2 separate regions of the Homo sapiens genome follow, and region 1 is linked to region 2. Evidence: chromatin loops called from intact Hi-C (ENCODE). Cell type or tissue: Calu3. All regions are shown on one strand. Links, peaks and the distances in the headings refer to the core of each region. The heading gives the core; the rest is flanking DNA. Region 1 has its middle 72 kb from the start of FBN1-DT. Region 2 overlaps SHC4 (SHC adaptor protein 4).

Region 1 (2,918 bases), core at 175-2,674, 140 kb after region 2:
AAAGTGAAGTCCAGCTGTTTAATTCCCTGGCTTTAACCCTGCAGATTACTTTGGGCTGCCCAAGTCCCTAAACTAAAGGGACTTCTTGCTTCAAGGCAGCCTCTGTCCACCAGCACTTCTCAAGCTATACATAGTGAAGGAACAAGTTTTGTTCTTTTGTTTTCATCACCATTTCCTTATGGACTTACAGTTGAAATCAACTAATTTATCTAGGATTTAAACTCTTGTCAGCTGACTCTAAAGTTAGTGATATCCATTCTTTATCATTCTGTAACTACTAGGAAAGTAAGAAATGTAGACACCCTCTAGAAATACAAATTAAAGAATGTGTGTGCCTGGATCGTCCTGATGCCTAGCCTTCTAAGCTGATTCTCCAGTGGAGCCTCAGTAGGGGCCACCTTCCTTCTCCTGCCCGTGTCCCCTCTTCTCTTTCCCTGAAAATGTCTCTCCCCGAGAACAAGAACCAGGGCCCAGATCTTCTTGGAAAACTTTGAAGAGGTGATGAATTTACTATGTTAAAATTATATTTCTTTAAAGTGGAAGTAGTAAACCAATGGGCCAGGGTCTTTAATAATCTTAATGTGAGGGGACCCCCACCTAAGGACTCCTTCCTTCAGCTTTTGGAAATCAGCTTTTGGAGTGCAAAGAACTTGGAACAAAGAACTTGGAAATCAGCTTTTGGGGTGCAAAGAACTTGGAACAAAGACAATGTTCTGCAGTCTCTTTAAATATTGAACTACTCAAGGATCAGGAACACTGCAGTTGCTTTTGCCTTTCAGTGAGAATTAGTGCTCAGAAGGAAACTTCTCTTCTGAATTAAGGTTTAGGGAATCTTTTTGGTCACCATAACTTAGTTATAAATAAAAAGAAAACTAGAAATGGAATGGGCATGTGTATTGTTTTAAGGAACTGCTCTTGTTCCATTAGTGAGTGGCTTTAAAGAGTACAAAGACTCCCTAGCCTTAGGCGTGGGGCTTTATTCCACAGAGCAGAAGACTTTGACATGGAATCAGTGATTCCCTCACATCTTTGGGTTTTAAAGCAATTAAGTGAGATTGATCAGAAACAATAGACATAAGGTAACAGTTGCAAGTATAATTTATACAGGATACCCAACTTGAGTTGTTGTATGTTCTCACTTAATGTTTTACTCCCCTCTAGTGGATTTTTATATAGCACATGATACCCTGAGTGTGGTATGGGATAGCAGATGTTAGAGGAAAAAAATGATTTTGCAATATGTTTAAAGCATGTTGATGTTTTGTAGAATTTCTATACAAGTTTATATAATTTCGGAGATTAAAAAAAAGGTTGGCCGGGTGCGGTGGCTCACCCCTGTAATCCCAGCACTTTGGGAGGCCAAGGCGGGCGGATCACAAGGTCAGGAGTTCGAGACCAGCCTGGCCAATATGGTGAAACCCCATCTCTATTAAAAATACAAAAATTAGCTGGGCATGGTGGCGTGCACCTGTAGTCCCAGCTACTCAGGAGGCTGAGGCAGGAGAATAGCTTGAACCCAGGAGGCGGAGGTTGCAGTGAGTCAACATCGTACCACTGCACTCCAGCCTGGGCGACAGAGCAAGATTCCATCTCAAAAAAAAAAAAAAAAAATGGTTAAAGACCTGTTAGTTCACTTTCCCCATTTTGCAGGTGAAGAAGCTAAGTCTCAGAAAGATAACTCACCCAAGAGGACACAAGGATAAACCTGATACCCATGGCAGTAGAAAGCCTACACTTACCCACTCAGATGCTCATCAATGGAGGAGAGACTTATGCCTGGAGGAACTTGGAAATCAAACTCAGTAAGTGTATTATGTGTTGTTGATACTCTAGGAGGGGAGGGGTTTACATCAGGAAGGGAAGGGTAAGTGTTAACAGGGACATGTAGAGATGAAAGTATTGACAATATAAACTCTGGGTTGCTTTCCTTCTTGCTACTGCCAATTGGTGCAGCACCTGCTTAGAGGTGTCCTTTGGCTTGGAGACCTCCTTAGTCTATATAGTCTGAATTCTTGCTGTGTAATTTTTAGTTCTGTTTCATTCTCCTTAAATTTTCACAACCATTCTCCAAAGAATTTCTACTTACCTCCACTCTCCTAAATAAAAGTTTTACTCTTTTGTATGAAAAATTTTCATCAGCATTCCTAAAGTTGATGGTTCACTTTAGGAATGCCTGATTAAGCTTCTGCTAGACTGGTCCTCCCACAGAAAACAATTATAACCTCTGGGCAAAATAAAAAACAAACAAAAATCTACCTGGAGGCAATGAAGCCTGAACAAAATGAAATTTATTCTGGAGGGAGGTTGGCATTTGGGAGAAGGGAATGGTAAAGGGTAGATTTCCTGTGTTTTAACAGCTCTTCGCCTGAAGGCAGACCACAGTTGGCAACATGTGGTAGCTGAAATGCCCATAGAAAATTGGGAGTCTTTCTGGTCTAAGGAATCAGAGCACAGAGTTCAAGGCAATTGTAGCTACTGGAAAGTGAAGGGGGAATCCTAGCAATCATAAAACCAGGAAAGGGAAACTAAAAATTGCTCAAATCTTTGTTGATCTGTGACTTCTTCATGGATGGACCAGATTCCAAGTAGCTTCCTTAAGAATAAAATAACTGGACTGAGATTTGGGTTATTGCCCAAGAGAGAAGAGTTTACAGTTTTGGTCTAACTAAGTCACTTGCCTGCTAAAACAAAACAAAATAAAAAGTAATACTCTTTGGAGGAATATAACCAAATCCAGAGTCTTCTCACATAATTTTCACAGTGTCTAGGATATAATCCAAAATTACTCAACATAATAGAAACAACAAAAAATGTGATCTATTCTCAAGAAAAATAATAGTCAACACAGACCAAACCTGAGATGATCCAAATGTTGAAAGTAACAGGCAAGAATTTTGAAGTAGCTGTTGTACACATGC
Region 2 (2,918 bases), core at 96-2,595:
AGATTTGTTTCAACCCCAGATCCTTTACATATCAGTTAAAAAAAAAAACACAGCAAGAACAAAGAGCAAAATAAGAATCAAATGTCTCTTGTAGGAATTCCTGTCAGTTGGTTTGCAATGTAAATAGATAGGCTTCAGCTAAACTGTGGTTAGAGTGGAACACGGTGGGACCCAAGGATTTGGTTGTTCTAAGGCACAGAAAGTCTGCAATGAAAGCTGAACCCTTTCAGGCCTGTCAGACCTCACCAAGTGTGGAATGCAGTGATGCCTCTGGCTCACACAATTCATGCCGGAGAAACAAAACTCTTGGGTACTTTAAAATGCATTTTCCTCTGGTATGTCACTTTGTGTATCAACAAATACTAGGTTTGGAGATCTCCTTTTATGAGGTAGTCTAGGGTAGCAAAGGAGAGGGTGTTACCAGGAGGCCTTGATGCTGAATTTTTCCCAGGATAGCACTTCTGTCTTAGTGCTATCATTTTATTGACATGTAATGAACCTAACAAAACTGTGTGAGTTGTCAGTTGAATCAGTTCAATCCAAATAGACTTGATTTATTCTTGTTTTTTTTTTTTTTTTTAGTAAGAAACTTTCCCTGATTCCAATTTGGAAGAAAAGTCTGTTTGTTTGTCTTGCCCTGTTTCAATTTTAAAAACAATTCCATGTTTATATAAATCTACCCACTTGCCACATATGGTTCTAATATTTCTGTGTTAATCCCATGTACTCCTCCAGATCTGTGCAGACAAGATAGCTGGCCATAGCTCTCTTATTTTTTTTTTCATTTTGGTTTAATAAACTGGGACAGGCCCTATACCCGAAGAACAATATTTAAATTTTATCTGGGCAAAACTTTCCAAAATGGAACAATCAAAGTGTGCTGGAGATACTCAAGAATACTTTGTATTTTTATGATCTTATGACAAAAATATCTTACATTTAGGAAGTTCATATATTGTTATTATCATTATTTTTATCACTGGAGGAGACACAAAAGCATCACCCTTGGCACTTTCTATTGGCTTACCCCGTTTTGTCTACAGAAAGCTAAACAACTCAACCATCTGACTGCTCCCATCCAAATGTTTAACATCACTTAAGCACAGCTATAAACTGAAAACATGAATGCAAAGTTTTTCAGGATGATTTGCTTGGTTCTGATCCCCTTGCATCCCTTACAGTATTTGAATTTTCGCCCAGCCTCTTGAGGATTCTTTTTTCCTTCACAGTGAGGAGGTGCATATTGATAGCCATGCCGAGGAGAGAGAAGATCATGAATATTACAATGAAATTCCAGGGAAGCAGCCACCAGTAGGTGGTGTTTCAGATATGCGGATCAAAGTTCAAGCCACGGAACAAATGGCTTACTGCCCCATACAGTGTGAAAAGTTGTGCTATTTGGTATGTAATGTTTTATTGTTGTTGGAACCAGCAATGCAATTCTGCCCTTATCACTAGAGCATTTACTTTGAGGATTTCCAAATGCTAGTTTAGAGAAAGTCCTGTCTTCCTCAAATACAGAGCCAGAGAATGAATAACTGTCAGAGGCTACACTAGATCATTTTTACTCCTAATCCCCCAATTGTAGCCTCAGCAGATGATCTCATATCTCACTTCACTGGGAAGACTGAGGCGATCCAACATGTTATCCTCAGCTTCACCCCTCCACAGCTCTAAGTCTGCCCATGTTCTCCTTGCTTCTCTTCCTTAGCAACTATCTCCAAAGCTAATCTTTTCCCTGTGCTTCTCATCCAAACCTCTCCTGCCAACTCTGTGTCCTAGTTCTGTCCAGTAACTTCTGTCTCAATCTTCACTCTTTCTCTATTGGTTCCTTCTGCCTGCAAAAAACTTGGACTCCCTCAACCCAACCTAATAATGTTCCACCTCCTTGTCATCTTCCTTTCACCCACAAACTTCTAGAAAGCATTGTCCCTGTCTTTGTGTTAACATGTGCACTATACTGGAAGATCTGAACTCTGCTTGACAATCTGATGGAAGTTACTTTTACAATGGTCACCAGTGGTTTAATTGCTAAATCTATTTCCTTCTTCAGTATTCTGTATCTCTTTATAATGTTTGACCCCTCTTCTTTTTTGTTGTTGTTATTTTTATAATTTCAACTTTTATTTTATTTTATTTTTGTTTTAGTTTTTTTCTTTCCACCTTTTATTTTAGGCTCAAGGGGTACATGTGTAGGTTTGTTAACAAGGGTAAATTGTTTATCATGGGGGTTTGGCATACAGATAATTTTGTCACCCAGGTAATCAGCATAGCACCTGGTAGCTAGTTTTTAAATCCTCACCCTCCTCCCACCCTTCACTCTCACATAGGCCCCAGTGTGTCTATTGTTCACTTCTTTGTGTACATGTGTACTAAATTCAATTTTTATTTTAGATTGAGGGAGTATGTGTGCAGGTTTGTTACATCAACATATCGCATGATGCTGAGGTTTGAGATACAAATGATCCCATCAGCCAGGTAGTGAGCATAGTAACAGATAGCTTTCAGCCTTTGCCCCCCTCTTTCCCTCCTCCTTTTAGTGGTCGCCAGTGTCAATTGTTGCCATCTTTACGTCTATGAGTACCCAATATTTAGCTCCTACTTATAAGTGAGAACATGTGGTATTTGGTTTTCTGTTCCTGTGTCAATTCACTTAGGATAATGGCCTCCAGCAGCATCCATGTTGTTGCAAAGGACATGATTTTATTCTTTTTTGTGGCTGCATAGTATTCCATGGTGTATATGTACCACATTCTCTTTATCCAATCCACCATTGATGGGCATCTAGATTGATTCCATGTCTTTGCTATTGTGAATAGTGCTGCGATGAACATAGAAATGCATGTGTCTTTTTGATAGAACAATTCATTTTCCTTTGGGTGTATACCCAGTAGTTGGGATTGCTGGGTCAAATGTTT

The links. Peaks named below come from ENCODE experiments on the same cell type or tissue, not always from the same donor. Only the 100,000 strongest peaks of a DNase experiment are listed, where the experiment ranks them.
Region 1: it touches region 2 in a loop (5-fold over the local background); 8 of 110 quality-filtered maps call a loop at or near these places.

What each region holds. Positions count from the first base shown.
Region 1 is chr15:48,715,902-48,718,819 of GRCh38, reverse strand. No RefSeq gene overlaps it. Among named protein-coding and RNA genes, the nearest start is that of FBN1-DT, 72 kb to the right of the region's middle. In Calu3, for the core only: no CTCF peak of the experiment used is centred there; no DNase peak of the experiment used is centred there.
Region 2 is chr15:48,854,436-48,857,353 of GRCh38, reverse strand. SHC4 (SHC adaptor protein 4) reads left to right here. Exons shown (of 12, transcript NM_203349.4): 8 at 1,230-1,401. Among named protein-coding and RNA genes, the nearest start is that of EID1, 22 kb to the left of the region's middle. RefSeq lists a silencer at 1,508-1,802. In Calu3, for the core only: no CTCF peak of the experiment used is centred there; a DNase peak (open chromatin) is centred at 1,313.